Linked DNA regions of Homo sapiens: regions 1 and 2 are each linked to region 3. The links are chromatin contacts, found by Hi-C or POLR2A ChIA-PET in ENCODE. All regions are on one chromosome and are shown on one strand. Each heading gives the region's core, a stretch centred on a gene start or an enhancer-like site at or near the end of the contact. The rest is flanking DNA. Distances are from core to core; before and after follow the strand shown.

The links. A loop is a pair of places that touch in the nucleus more often than their neighbours do. ChIA-PET counts read pairs that join two places held with the same protein, here RNA polymerase II (POLR2A). Pooled maps may share reads with other maps.
Region 1: a pooled map shows a loop between it and region 3 (5-fold over the local background). The contact joins the promoter of GRB2 here to the promoter of SLC38A12 in region 3. A Hi-C loop is called at or near these places in 1 of 37 single-sample maps with no recorded cell type and 4 of 50 pooled maps. POLR2A ChIA-PET finds 5 or more read pairs at or near these places in 1 of 52 experiments (WTC11).
Region 2: a map with no recorded cell type shows a loop between it and region 3 (27-fold over the local background). The contact joins the promoter of SLC25A19 here to the promoter of SLC38A12 in region 3. A Hi-C loop is called at or near these places in 1 of 37 single-sample maps with no recorded cell type and 7 of 50 pooled maps. POLR2A ChIA-PET finds 5 or more read pairs at or near these places in 3 of 52 experiments (HCT116, MCF 10A and endothelial cell of umbilical vein).

Annotation. Positions count from the first base shown.
Region 1 is chr17:75,404,304-75,408,428 of GRCh38, forward strand. GRB2 (growth factor receptor bound protein 2) reads right to left here and starts at 1,375. Exons shown (of 6, transcript NM_002086.5): 1 at 1,186-1,375. It overlaps MIR3678 (microRNA 3678), which reads left to right and starts at 1,766; the gene lies at 1,766-1,859. RefSeq lists a silencer at 1,433-1,612.
Region 2 is chr17:75,286,714-75,290,909 of GRCh38, forward strand. It overlaps SLC25A19 (solute carrier family 25 member 19), which reads right to left and starts at 2,720. Exons shown (of 8, transcript NM_001126121.2): 1 at 2,641-2,720; 2 at 1,789-1,878; 3 at 1-89. The coding sequence starts at 51. RefSeq lists enhancers at 1,865-2,366, 2,799-2,998, 3,089-3,138, 3,179-3,228.
Region 3 is chr17:74,775,014-74,778,892 of GRCh38, forward strand. It overlaps SLC38A12 (solute carrier family 38 member 12), which reads left to right and starts at 1,486. Exons shown (of 10, transcript NM_017728.4): 1 at 1,486-1,564; 2 at 2,251-2,362. The coding sequence starts at 2,318. NAT9 (N-acetyltransferase 9) reads right to left here and starts at 1,332. Exons shown (of 7, transcript NM_015654.5): 1 at 1,254-1,332; 2 at 609-694. The coding sequence starts at 685. RefSeq lists an enhancer at 1,014-1,133.

The DNA.
Region 1 (4,125 bases), core at 125-2,624, 630 kb after region 3:
GTTCTCAGAGAGGGGACTTCAGCCTCCCACGGCTCTCTAGCAACCCTTCTGGCTGACTGCAGGGAACGCAGGGGACGCGCAAAAGTAAAGGAACGAAAGCAAGGAAAGAGAGTCTCTTCCCGAGGAAAAAGACGGAATCTTGAAATGAGAGAAAACGAACAGCACGAAAGGGAAGAAACCTCGAAAAATTACGCCAGAGTGGGGACTACAAGGAGGAAGGGGAAGTACATTAGAAAAAAAGGGGGGGGTGGGGGGAGGAAGGGGCAAATGACTTGCATTACACAAGCATTTCGTGTCCCTAGTGGAAAGGACAGAAGCAGATAGAGAAGGAAGGAAATAACTGGAGAAAGAGGAGTAAGAAAGCCAAAATAGACTAATGCTAATTTCTCTCATGTGTCTGACATTTCGGAAAGTCAACAGCATCAAAAAGAGACAGACCTCAAGTGCACTTCAGTCCCCTGCAAACTGCACTTTCACAGCGTTTGAAGCCAGCCTTGAAAAACTTTCTAAACAAGCCATAACTCATGTGTGGCTTACAATCATAGAGAGGGCGCGCTGCAAATGAAAATTACCAGCGCCCGCTCTCGCCGCAATCCTTCCTCGGTGCAGTCCAACCTGCTACTGCTGAATTTTTCTTGACAAATATTTTTCAAATAGTTTTTTTTTTTAAGTGTCAGAATAAAGGTATCTCCCCCGGCTCCAGCAGCAAACGTTCCACCCCAAAGTGGATTCCCGCACAAAATTAAGCCCAAAGACGCCAGGAGATGGTGACGTGGTTGCCGTGCAGGTCGAAGGCACATCAATCACCACAGCTGCAGCCCACACCAGTCCCCCGCCGCCAGGCTCGGGTAGACTGACTCGGTCGGCGTTCGGCCCGCCTGGGCTTCCCGGGCCCCTTCCGTGCAAACCCTCCCGATGAAGGCAGGGGACCTCGCCAGAGAACCCCGACCTCTTCCCCCGGACTGCCCAGAGCCAAGAGCCGGAGGAGGACGGTCCCCAGGAAGGAAGCGCCCCAAAAGGGGAAACGTAGAGTCCGGAGCCCCGGGGATTGCGCTCCACGTCCCAAGCCTCGCCGCCCCGACGCGAACCCCGGGGCCGGTCCCGGTTCCCCCGGGGCCCACTCCCGCTGTAGAGCCAAGAGGAAAAGGCACGAGAGAGGCGCCGAGCGCAGCCTCCCGTACTCACCGTGGCGCAGCTGCTCCGCTCAGCGTCCGGCCCGCCCCTCCACAACGCTGCGAGCGGCCGGCGACCCCAAGGCTGCTCTGCGAGGGCAGCGCTTGCTCCCGCCGCCGTCACCGCCACAGGCACAGACTCTGCCACAGCCGCCGCCGCCGCTGCCGCCGCCCGGTCGCCGAAGCAGCAATACCTCCTGGCTTCCGCTCCCCGTCGGTGTCCCGCGAGAACTTCTCCACGAGGCCCCGCCCCGCCCCCGCGAGACTTCCCCCGGCGGAAAAGGCCCAGAGCGCAAGCGCTCCTCCTCAGCCGGGCCCCTGCGGGTAGGGAACCAGCTAGGTGTCAGGGCGCATGCGCCAGACCTCCCCGCAGCAGGTGGCCTCCGCACGGCTCCGCCCCCGGGTCGCCGTAACCCTCTCGGTGCCAGAGCGGGTAAATGACAGCTTAGCCCTGAAGGACTCTTCCCCCGTCTAATCACTTTATTTTCCTCTTCTACCAAACCTAGGCAGTTGGATGGGTAGGGGCTTGGGGGAGGAAGAGATCTTCCAGAATGAAGCACTCCAAATAGAGGACCAGGTCTTAAAATATTTGAGAATCCGGTCCGTACAAACTCTGCTGTGTTGAATGATTGGTGAGTTTGTTTGCTCATTGATTGAATCACTGCAGAGTTTGTACGGACCGGATTCTCCAATATAGGCCGAACACTGTGCTGGGGATAGAACAGAAATCTTGGCCCTTAAGGAATTCACGGTCTAGGAAGTAGAAGAAAAATAAACAAATAATGCCATAAGTACTGTTATAATTATTTGGAGTTTGCTGAGGAAGCTAAAAAAATGGAGGGGGTACTGCTACACTGCCCATTGCAGAAGAGCCTTCACAGATGTGATGCGGCGATGTCTGATCTGAGTCTTGGAGGATGAGTAGGAATTTGCCAGGCAGAGAAGCCAGAGTAAGGGCATTTCAGGGAAAGGGAATGGCACGTAAGTACAGAGGCTAAGTACAGAGGAACGGAGGCGTGAGAGAGAAAGTCGTGTTCTGTGCAGTGCTAAGTAGTTCAATTCCTGTATGAGGCCGGTGAGTACGGGGGAGTGGCAGAAGATGAGGCTTGGAGAAATAATTCTTATTTTTCAGTTCCCAAAGCTCTTCCAATTAAAGGATAGAACACAACACACCTAGCGTTACTGTGCCTTCTGGAAGCCAACAAAATAGCGCTGAGGTGAGAATAACCAAGCATCTGATTCTATAGAGAAAAGAAGCCCATTGAAACACAGAAAATGAATTGTGCTTTCACCAAGTATTTATTGAGCATCACCTGTGTGCAAGGGGCTCTGCAGGGTCAAAGACCAACCAGATGAAGCCCCTGCTTTCAGTGCTTTGTAATCTAGAGTTGCCTAATCTGTAAGACAAGCAGTTGGCCCCAAGTGCCACTGAACTACACATAGGGATGGCTGAGGAGGGAGCCAGTACTTGGTGCTGAGCTAATCAAGAAGGATTTGGTTTGAACGGCAAAGTGAAAGCAGGGAGGAAAGAGGAAAGAGTAATGGAATCAGCCTTTTGTTTTTTTTTTTTTTTTTTTTTTTTGAGACGGAGTTTTGCTCTTGTTGCCCAGGCTGGAGTGCAATGGTGCGCGATCTTGGCTCACCGCAAGCTCCGCCTCCCGGGTTCAAGGGATTCTCCTGCCTCAGCCTCCCGAGTAGCTGGGATTACAGGCATGTGCCACCACACCCAGCTAATTTTGTATTTCTAGTAGAGATGGGGTTTCTCCATGTTGGTCAGGCTGGTCTCAAACTCCTGACCTCAGGTGATCCGCCCACCTTGGCCTCCCAAAGTGCTGGGATTACAGGCGTGAGCCACCATGCCTGTTTTTTTGGTTTTTTTTTTTTTTTTGAGACTTGCACTGTTGCCCAGGCTGGAGTGGAGTGCAGTGGCATGATTTTGGCTCACTGCAACTTCCGCCTCCTGGGTTCAAGCATTCTCTCACCTCAGCCTCTCAAGTAGCTGAGATTACAGCAGCCTGCCACCACACCCAGCTAATTTTTGTATTTTTAATAGAGACAGGGTTTCGCCATGTTGGCCAGGCTGGTCTCGAACTCCTGACCTCAGGTGATCCACCTGCCTCAGCCTCTCAAAGTGCTGGGATTACAGATGTGAGCCAACACTCCTGGCCATCAACCAATGTTTTTGATTAGTCCAAGCCCCAGTAATTGGGGGGAAGAGTGATGAGAGAGAGGGGCCAAAATGCAAAATGCATGGCTTAGGTGTCATAGTCAAGTGATGGGCAACCTCTGAAGGTTTCTGAGCAGGAGGTGTCTGATATGAGGTGAAAATAAGAAAAGGACCCTCTATTTACCACTTGATGCATACTTAAGTCATAGCGCCTCCACAGGGTGGGTAATATCCCCATTTTACAGACTTGGAAACTAAGCCTTAGAGAGGTTAGTAATTTACCCAAGGAAGCCAAAATATAGTAGACCTAAGATTTGGACTAAGGCCTGTCTTGTTCTAAAATCCTCATTTTTTTCCCGCACTATGCCACTTTGTTCTAAAATAGCAGTCAGAAAAAAATAGAAATGGAAGGGAGGGACTTAGCTGCTAAGCAGAGAGGAAGACATGAGGGAAGAATTGCAGTTTTTTGTTTTGAGTGGGCCTGGATAACAGGGAGAACACAGAAATTTGCCAGTCAAGAGGCATAGCTGACTGGAGGGGGCAGGCACAGAGAACAGGGAAGGGCAGGTGAGGAGATGATTGTAAGGGTGAAGGGAATTTTTCCCTTCCACTCTGACAGTTTGAGTCTGCTGAAATAAACTGGCAATAGATTAACAGGAGAAAGCACATACAAATTTACTGACATGCAGTGTGCATGGTTACCATACAGAATATGAGACTCAGAGAAGAGCCAGGTGGCTGAAGCTTAAAGAGCACCATCTTTGCAGAGGAGAGGGAGATGAGCGG
Region 2 (4,196 bases), core at 1,470-3,969, 510 kb after region 3:
CTGGAACTTGGTGTTATTCCTGCCATCTGGTTTGGGGTCATAGCCAACCATCCCTGCCTCTGGCCCACACAATGTCCATCAGTATCAAGCTAAATGCAAGAGATACGGAATAAACACCAGGCAAGTTTCTTATGGTCTCTGCTCAAATATCACCTCCTCAGAGCAGCCCTCCCTGACTAGACTGTCTAAAATAGCACTCACTTTTGGACTGGGCGCAGCGGTTCATGCCTGTATCCCAGCACTTTCGGAGGCCGAGGTGGGTGGATTGCTTGAGCTCAGGAGTTCAAGACCAGCCTGGGCAACACTGCAAAACCCCAACTCTACAAAAAATACAAAAATTTAAAAATAAAATAAAATAGCACTTGTTTTATTCCTCTTTACAGTACTTATTACTATGGCATATTTGTTTACTTTTTTAGAGACAGGGTCTCACTCTGTTGCCCAGGCTGGAATGCAGTGGTGCCATCATAACTCACCATAGCCTTGAACTCCTGGGCTCAAGTGATTCTCTTGCCTCAGCCTCCCAATTAGCTGTCACTTAACAGGTGCAGGCCTGGCTAAGTTTTTTATTTTTGTAGAGATAAGGTCTCAATGTTGCCCTGGCTGGTCTCGAACTCCTGGCCTCAAGTGATTCTCCTGCCTCAGCCTCCTGAATTGCTGAGATTACATGCATGAGCCACAGCGCCCGGCACGCCATGGGTTATTTATACAGTACATTTGTTTCTTGTCTCTCTCCCTGACTAGAATGTAAGCCCGTGGAAACACGACCTTGGTCTCATTTGTTCACTCGTAAATTTCCGGTTCCTGGAATAGAGCCCATCATGGTAAGTGCTTAATAATATTTGAGAATCGAATGAACAGGCTTGATAGGCAATTGTTGGTCCCAGAGATCAACTGGTTTTCCAAGACATCTGGCAACTTTATAGCAAACTCCTGCTCACTGAGTGAGCCCACTCAAGTGTAACGCTGAGGGACTGAAGGACGTGCAGGGCTGGAGAACAGGGATTGGGATTCTTTAACAATCCCCCACTGTCCAAAGGAAGAGCCCTGAGGCCCTGAGCCCCTTCACCTTTCCCTTTCCCCTCCTGCACACACCTCAGACCACCCCGGCACAGTGGGGCCATGCTACGCTAGCAAATGATGCTCCTGGCCAGGCACCGTGGCTCACGCCTGTAATCCCAGCACTTTGGGAGGCCGAGGCGGGTGGATCGCCTGAGGTCAGGAGTTCAAGACCAGTCTGGCCAACATGGTGAAACCCTGTCTCTAATAAAAATACAAAAATTATCTGGGTGTCGTGGTGGGCGCCTGTAATCCCAGTTACTTGGGAGGCTGAGGAGGGAGAATCACGTGAGCCTGGGAGGCAGAGGTTGCAGTGAGCTGAAATCACGCCATTGCACTCCAGCCTGGGCTACAGAGTGAGACTCCGTCTCAAAAACAAAAAAACAAAACAAAACAAAAAAGAAAATGACGCTCCTGGGCTCCCCTGACTCAGACCTACTGACCTCTTCAGCCTCACTCTGGACCACTCTTCCCCTTCCCTCATTTAACCAGAGTGGTCTGACTGCTTCTGCCCAGTTCCTGGAAAACTCGGGGAGCACTCCTATCAATTGCCTTGCCTCTACTCCTCCAGTTCCCTACGTCTGAAATACAGCCCCACTCTCAGCCCCTACTCACTTTTTCAAGGCTAGCTCCTCTCATCCACCAGAGCTCAGCTAAAAAGCATCCCTTCCAGGAGATGTACTTTTTTCCTTTTTTGTAAAAACAAAAAACAAAAACAGTAATACCTACATACGGTCTGTAGAGTTGTACAAAGCATAGAAAGAAGTCTGTAACCACACACATCAACAGGTAGTTGGTAACTGATCACAGGGAGAAGGGCTGAGAAGGGAAAAAGGAAGGTAGACCTGTCGATAATTCTATACTGTTTGAATTTGTTATGGCAAAAAAAAAAAAAAAAAATCCCTAAAACTAGCCTTCAGAATTACCCTAGTTCTTGAATACTTGTAGTAGTGGGGGTGGGGGTGGGGGAGGAGGGGAGATACTACCTACAGGATGGCAGCCTCCACCCCAGACATCAATTCCTTTTCTCCTCTCACCCACCCTGGAACTCCTCCCCAGGCGCCCATGAGGAAGTTTAAACACGCGGCAAGCGACTGAGAGGCAAAACCTCTCCAGGGGTTACCCAGGGACCGCTCAGGTCACACTGAGCAGCGTGTTTCCCGCCCATCTGGGCAGAAAGGAGGAGCAAGCCCGAGTGGCAGGTGTCCTGGATCGCTGTCAGGAGACCGGAGCATACCAGGCTCTTCCTGGTGTTCGGGTGCCCATGTGCCCAAGGGCTCAGCTGAGCAAATCTGCAGAGGTCCCCGTGTGGGTACCTAGGTGTCCACGTGTGCCTCGGGGTGTGTTTTTTCTCCTTGAGTCCGAGGGGACGCCCTGGAGCTCAGGTGCTCAAGGGCGTGCGCGGGGCTCGGCCGCCGGTGTCCCTGGAGATGCTTCTCTGGTCTGGTGTGACACGTGTGTACACAGTCCCCGCCCTCTCGTGAGCGCCCGGGTGCGTGTGCTCCCTCCCGACCACCCTGAGGAGCGAGGGTGCTGGTCCCCGAGAGGGCGGCGAGAAGGACGGAGGTAGAGGTTACTCACACGGCTCGGCGGGTGCGGCCCGGCTCAGCGCTCTCCGCTCTCTCTAGCTCCTCGCGCAGTCTTAACAGCAAAACTCTACTGAGCTCGGACGAAACTGGCGGGCTCCTGGGCCAATCACCGTGCAGCTCCCCGCCAGACGCTGGACCAATGGTTGTGCGCTTGAGGTCTGGCAACCGCCTCCCGCAAGATATCACCGGGTAATGTAGTCCTTCGCGACCAAGGGCAGGACAGCTGGACGGCGCACAGCTTCCTGGGAGATGTAGTCCGGCTGCTCGCGGGCGCGCGAGTTCGACCGACGCGTTAGAAGGAGGTGCCTTGCGAAGCCGGGCTGCGACCTTAGGGGTCGCCGTGCTCTGGCGTGTGACTCGAAAGTCAGCCTGCAGGCGGGGTCCAAGGTTAGGGCGCGGTAGACTTGACCCGCTTTCCTCAAACTCTGTTAATGCCAGAACCCGGATAATCTCAACTTGGTAAAGATGGCAGGAAGCCTAGCAAAAAGCTGGAGGACGTCGGGAAGAGAATAGATGAGAACAGTCCCCTCGGGGACGGGGAAGGCAAAAACACGAGTGTCCCCCCCTCTCACCCCGAGTTTTAGTATTTCTCATTATAAAAGTAATATTAAAAGTATATAGACAGAAAATATAGAAAGGAAGGAGGAAATGACTCATCCTACCGCCCGCACACAACTAGCGTCACGGTTTTGCGCGACAGTATTGCCTCCTGACTTTTTAATTGCATTTTTATATTCGTGTTATCATTTTGACGCACAATTTTAAGACATTTTTATTGTAGAAAATTTCAAGATACACAGAAGTGGAATAACCCGATGAAGCCGCGTAGAGTCGCTCTCCGACCTCAGCAGTTACGCGACTCATGGGGCAATCTTGTTTCCTCTATTTCTGCACCTACCTCGCACGCGCTGCCCAGCGTTATTCTGAAGTAAATACCATCACGTGTTTTCACCAGTAAATATTTCAGTATGTGTCTTTAAAGGACAAGCATTCCCTTTTTAATACGTATACATTATGCTTCACACACACACAAAACTGTCACTCCGACCCCCCAAAAAAACTTTTAATATCAAATATGAATTAGTGTTTACACTTTTCTGAAAGAAAGAAATGTTCTTCTTTTTTTTTTTTTTTTTTTTTTTTTTTTTTTTTTTTTTTTTTTGAGACAGTTTTGCTCTTGTCGCCCAGGCTGGAGTGCAATGGTGCTATTTCAGCTCACTGCAACCTTTGCCTCTGGGGTTCACACGATTCTCCTGCCTCAGCCTCCCGAGTAGCTGGGATTACACGCGTGCACCACTATGCCCAGCTAATTTTTTGTATCTTTAGTAGAGATGGGGTTTTGCCATGTTGGTCAGTCTGGTCTCAAACTTTTTTTTTTTTTTTGAGACAAGAGTCTCACTCTGTCACCCAGGCTGGAATGCAGTGGCACGATCTCGGCTCGGTGCAACCTCCACCTCCCGGGTTCAGGTGATTCTCCTGCTTCAGCCTCCTGAGTAGCTGGGACTACAGGCCTGCACCACCATACCCAGCTAATTTTTGTAGTTTTAG
Region 3 (3,879 bases), core at 236-2,735:
CCCAGCTAATTTTTTGTGTTTTTAGTAGAGATGGCGTTTTATCATGTTGGCCAGGCTGGTCTTGAACTACTGACCTCATGATCCACCCGCCTCAGCCTCCCAAAGTGCTGGGATTACAGGCGTGAGCCACCGCACCCGGCCGTTTTTTTGTTTTTGTTTGTTTTTGTTTTTTTGTTTTTTTTGTTTTTTTTTGAGACAGGTTCTTGCTCTGTCACCCAGGCTGGAGTACAGTGGTACAATCACAGCTCACAGCAGTCTTCATCTCCTGGGCTCAGGCAATCCTCCCACCTCAGCCTCCCTAGTAGCTGGGACTGCAGCTGTGCACCACCATGCCTGGCTAATTTTTGTATTTTTTTGTAGAGACAAGGTCTCGCTACGTTACCCAAGCTGGTCTCGAACTGCTGGGCTCAAGCAATCCTCCTGCCACAGCCTCCCAAAGTCCTGGAATTACAGGCGTGAGCCACGGCACCCAGCCTTTTTTCCCCCCTCATATATAATTATTTCTCACAACCAATGTTTCTTCTTAGGGGAAATAGCCCTGAGACTGGGGCTGTACCTTACACAGCTCTGGGTGCTGATACGCACCCCATGTCAAGCGGGAAAGATACCTGGGCACATGCTCCGAGGTGTAGGGTACAAGGACCACCTTCTTCCCCAGCAGCAAGGTGTTCTGATTCAACCTCATGGTAGCAGCCTGCATGCAGATGGGGAGAGCAAAGACTTCAGGACCCTGAATTTCCTCCAACTTTGGGTAGGCGCTCCAGCTTTCCTGCTGGGGCTAAGTTGACTTCCGTCATTAGTTCCGTCTAGACACTTCAAAGAATACAGACTCCAAAATTCTTGCAAGAAAGAGAACCAGGCTGGTTAAGGATAATTAAACAATCCTTGACTCCCACTCCAAGAGGCCAAGCCTGGGCTCCGTTTCTGCCGGTTCCTTCCGTCCACTCCCCAGAACTTCGATTCCTCAAACCCAAGCACCAAGTACCAAGTACCAAAGTATCCCCAGAGCTCCCATTACTTGCCCCAGTCCAGGGATTCCAACCCAGAATCAACTTTCAGCCCTGCCTTAAACCTACTTCCAACCTCTTACCCCGGCGACCACCCCACGGGGCTCTAGCCACTCCCTCCCCGCCCCCGACCACTTCAGGGCAAGGCGGGCTTAGTCTTAGGCCCTCCCCTTTGAGTGGCGTTCTAGACCACTCTCTTCGACCCTCCAACCACGCGGACCCGGGTACTGCCAAGCTCACACCCACCTACCACCGACGAAATCGTCCCCCGCAGAAAGGGTGATCTACCTCCTCCAACCAGCCACGTTCCCAGGCCCGGCCGGCTACCGCCCCTTCCGCATGCGCGTGAGAACGCGCCCCGCCCACTTCCGCCATGCTGACGGCAGCCGCCAGGCCCCAATCCCGGTCCCGCCCCCGCGAGGCGCCCAATCAGCGCGCGCGAAAAAGGTGGGCTGTGGGGCCGGCGCATGCGCGCTGCGGAAGCTGGTGCTGGACAGCTGGCGCCGGCAGCAGCGGACCGGCGGGAGACGGCGGCTTGGGAGCTGGCTGTGCTGCAGGTGTTGGGTCGGGTCGGGTCGGGACGGGCGGGAGAGGACGAGACGGGTCGGGATAGGTTGGGGCGGGGCGGGGCGGCACTAGACTCGGGACTCCTCCAGGAGGGAGAGAGAGGGAGAGGCTGGGAGTGGGGTTCTTGAGAAAAGAGGGAGCTTTGAGGGTGGGGAACCCTAAGAGAGTAGGTGGGGCCAGGGAGTGGAGGCCCCATTAAAAAAAGGAGGCCTTAGTGCCAAGAGTGGAGTTGGAAGGGCAATGTAGGAAAGCCCCCAGCTCCCTGCCCTAGGCAGAGGCGGCAGACAGTTCCTTGGGCTCCCATGTGTGGTAGTGAGCTCCTGGTTCCTGGAACTAAACGAGGATAACCACCCCAGAGCGTGGAAAGGGGGCTCTTGTGGTGGGTGAGACTTAGTGGTTTTAGAGGCCCCTTAAATCACTTGCACCCCGAGCAGCATTGAAAACATCCGTGCTGGGCACAGAGCAGTGCCCTGCACAGCAAGGGAAATGTTAGAAGAAACCGTCCAGATTTCTGTCATCCAGGGTGACCCCTCCCTCGGGGGTGAGTCTTGTGACAGATACTGAGGCCCTAAGTGTCTGTGATAAAAGAACCAGAGGTGGCAGGGGAAGTCTGCAAGCCTCCTCCCACCCCTGTCTCAGTCCATCAGATAGGTGAAGCCTGCTCTTTTGTTTTAAGGAGCTGCGGCAGCCGCCGTCCTTGCACCTAAGGAACCTCTGCTGCCAGCCCTTCCTCACTTTTGGAAATGGCGGGTGAAATTACAGAGACCGGGGAACTCTACTCTTCCTACGTGAGTGTGACTTATAGAACCTTTTGCTCACTTAAGTGTTCCTGGCTTCTAGAAAAGCACATTGCTTGCTGGAGATGGGACTAGTGAGTGCTGCTGCTTGAGCAGACCATAGTGGAAGCAGGATGGGGGAGTTCCATGGGGCAGCGACTACAGTGCTGCTGTGGTGGCTCAGAATGTAAGTCAGATTTATTCTCTTTTTAAGGTGTTTGTCAGAGTGGTCAAGCCAAACAAAATCGCCATGCTGTTTATAATGTTAATCCCGGGCTGGGCACGGTGGCTCACGCCTGTAATCCCAGCACTTTGGGAGGCTGAAGCGGGCAGATCACCTGAGGTCAGGAGTTCAAGACCAGCCTGGCCAACATGGTAAAACCCTGTCTCTACTAAAAATACAAAATTAGCCGGGCATGGTGGCACTGTAATCCCAGCTACTCGGGAGGCTGAGGCAGGAGAATCGCTTGAACCCGGGAGGCGGACGTTGCAGTGAGCTGAGATCGAGCCGTTGCACTCCAGCCTGGGCAAAAAGAGCGAAACTCTGTCTCAAAAATAAAGAAATAATGTTCATCTCCAGGCTACCACACTTGCCTGCAGTGCTGCCCTTCAGATGAACAGTGATTGACAGCTGTTGACTCTGGGTTTTGCTCATCTCAGCAGTTGGAAACCGCTTTGGTCTTTACTGAATTTTAAATTGCACAACTTTTATAGTCTTGGATGGCGTAAGAAGCAGCGAAAGCATACAGAGACTTCTAATTACAGTTTGGTGGACTCTGCAATTAGAACAATTAGAATGATTGATTCTCACTGTCTTAGGTCTGTGTTACCTCTGGCTGCCCCCAACACACACGCAGTTTATCTTCTCTATGTAACGTATGATTGGTCATAGTTGTTACATCACAGGGCCCTCTTGCCTGGATAAGTAGCCAGAGGGTTGGAATAATCAGATGGTTGACTCAGGTTGCTACCAACCCTCCCAGGCAAAAGCAGCACTGCCCTAAGTAGCAAGAGTTTTCTAGAACTTGACCTGCCTTCAACAGCTGCCCTGCCTTGTACATAGCTTCCTAGCCTGGGGATCTCTGGTCTGTTTCTGCTAGCTTCACAGACTAGCATTGTGGTGTGATGGACAAGGAAGTGTCTCCAAGACATTTCCTTCACAGCTGGAAGAAAGCCTTCCTGATTCCAGAGTCTTCCTATTGGGCCTGTGCCATTCATGTGTGGCAATAAAGGAGCCTTCTTCACCCATCACCTGTGTAATTTCTCAGGGGAAGTCTTTTTTTTTTTTTTTTTTTTTTTTTTGAGACAGAGTTCCACTCTTGTTGCCCAGGCTGGAGTGCAATGGTGCAATCTCGGCTCACTGCAACCTCTGCCTCCCAGGTTCAACCTCTGCCTCCCAGGTTCAAGCAATTCTCCTGCCCCACCCTCCCAAGTAGCTGGGACTACAGGCATGCACCACCCTGCCCAGCTAATTTTTTGTATTTAGTAGAGACAGGGTTTCACCATGTTGGTCATGCTGGTCTTGAACT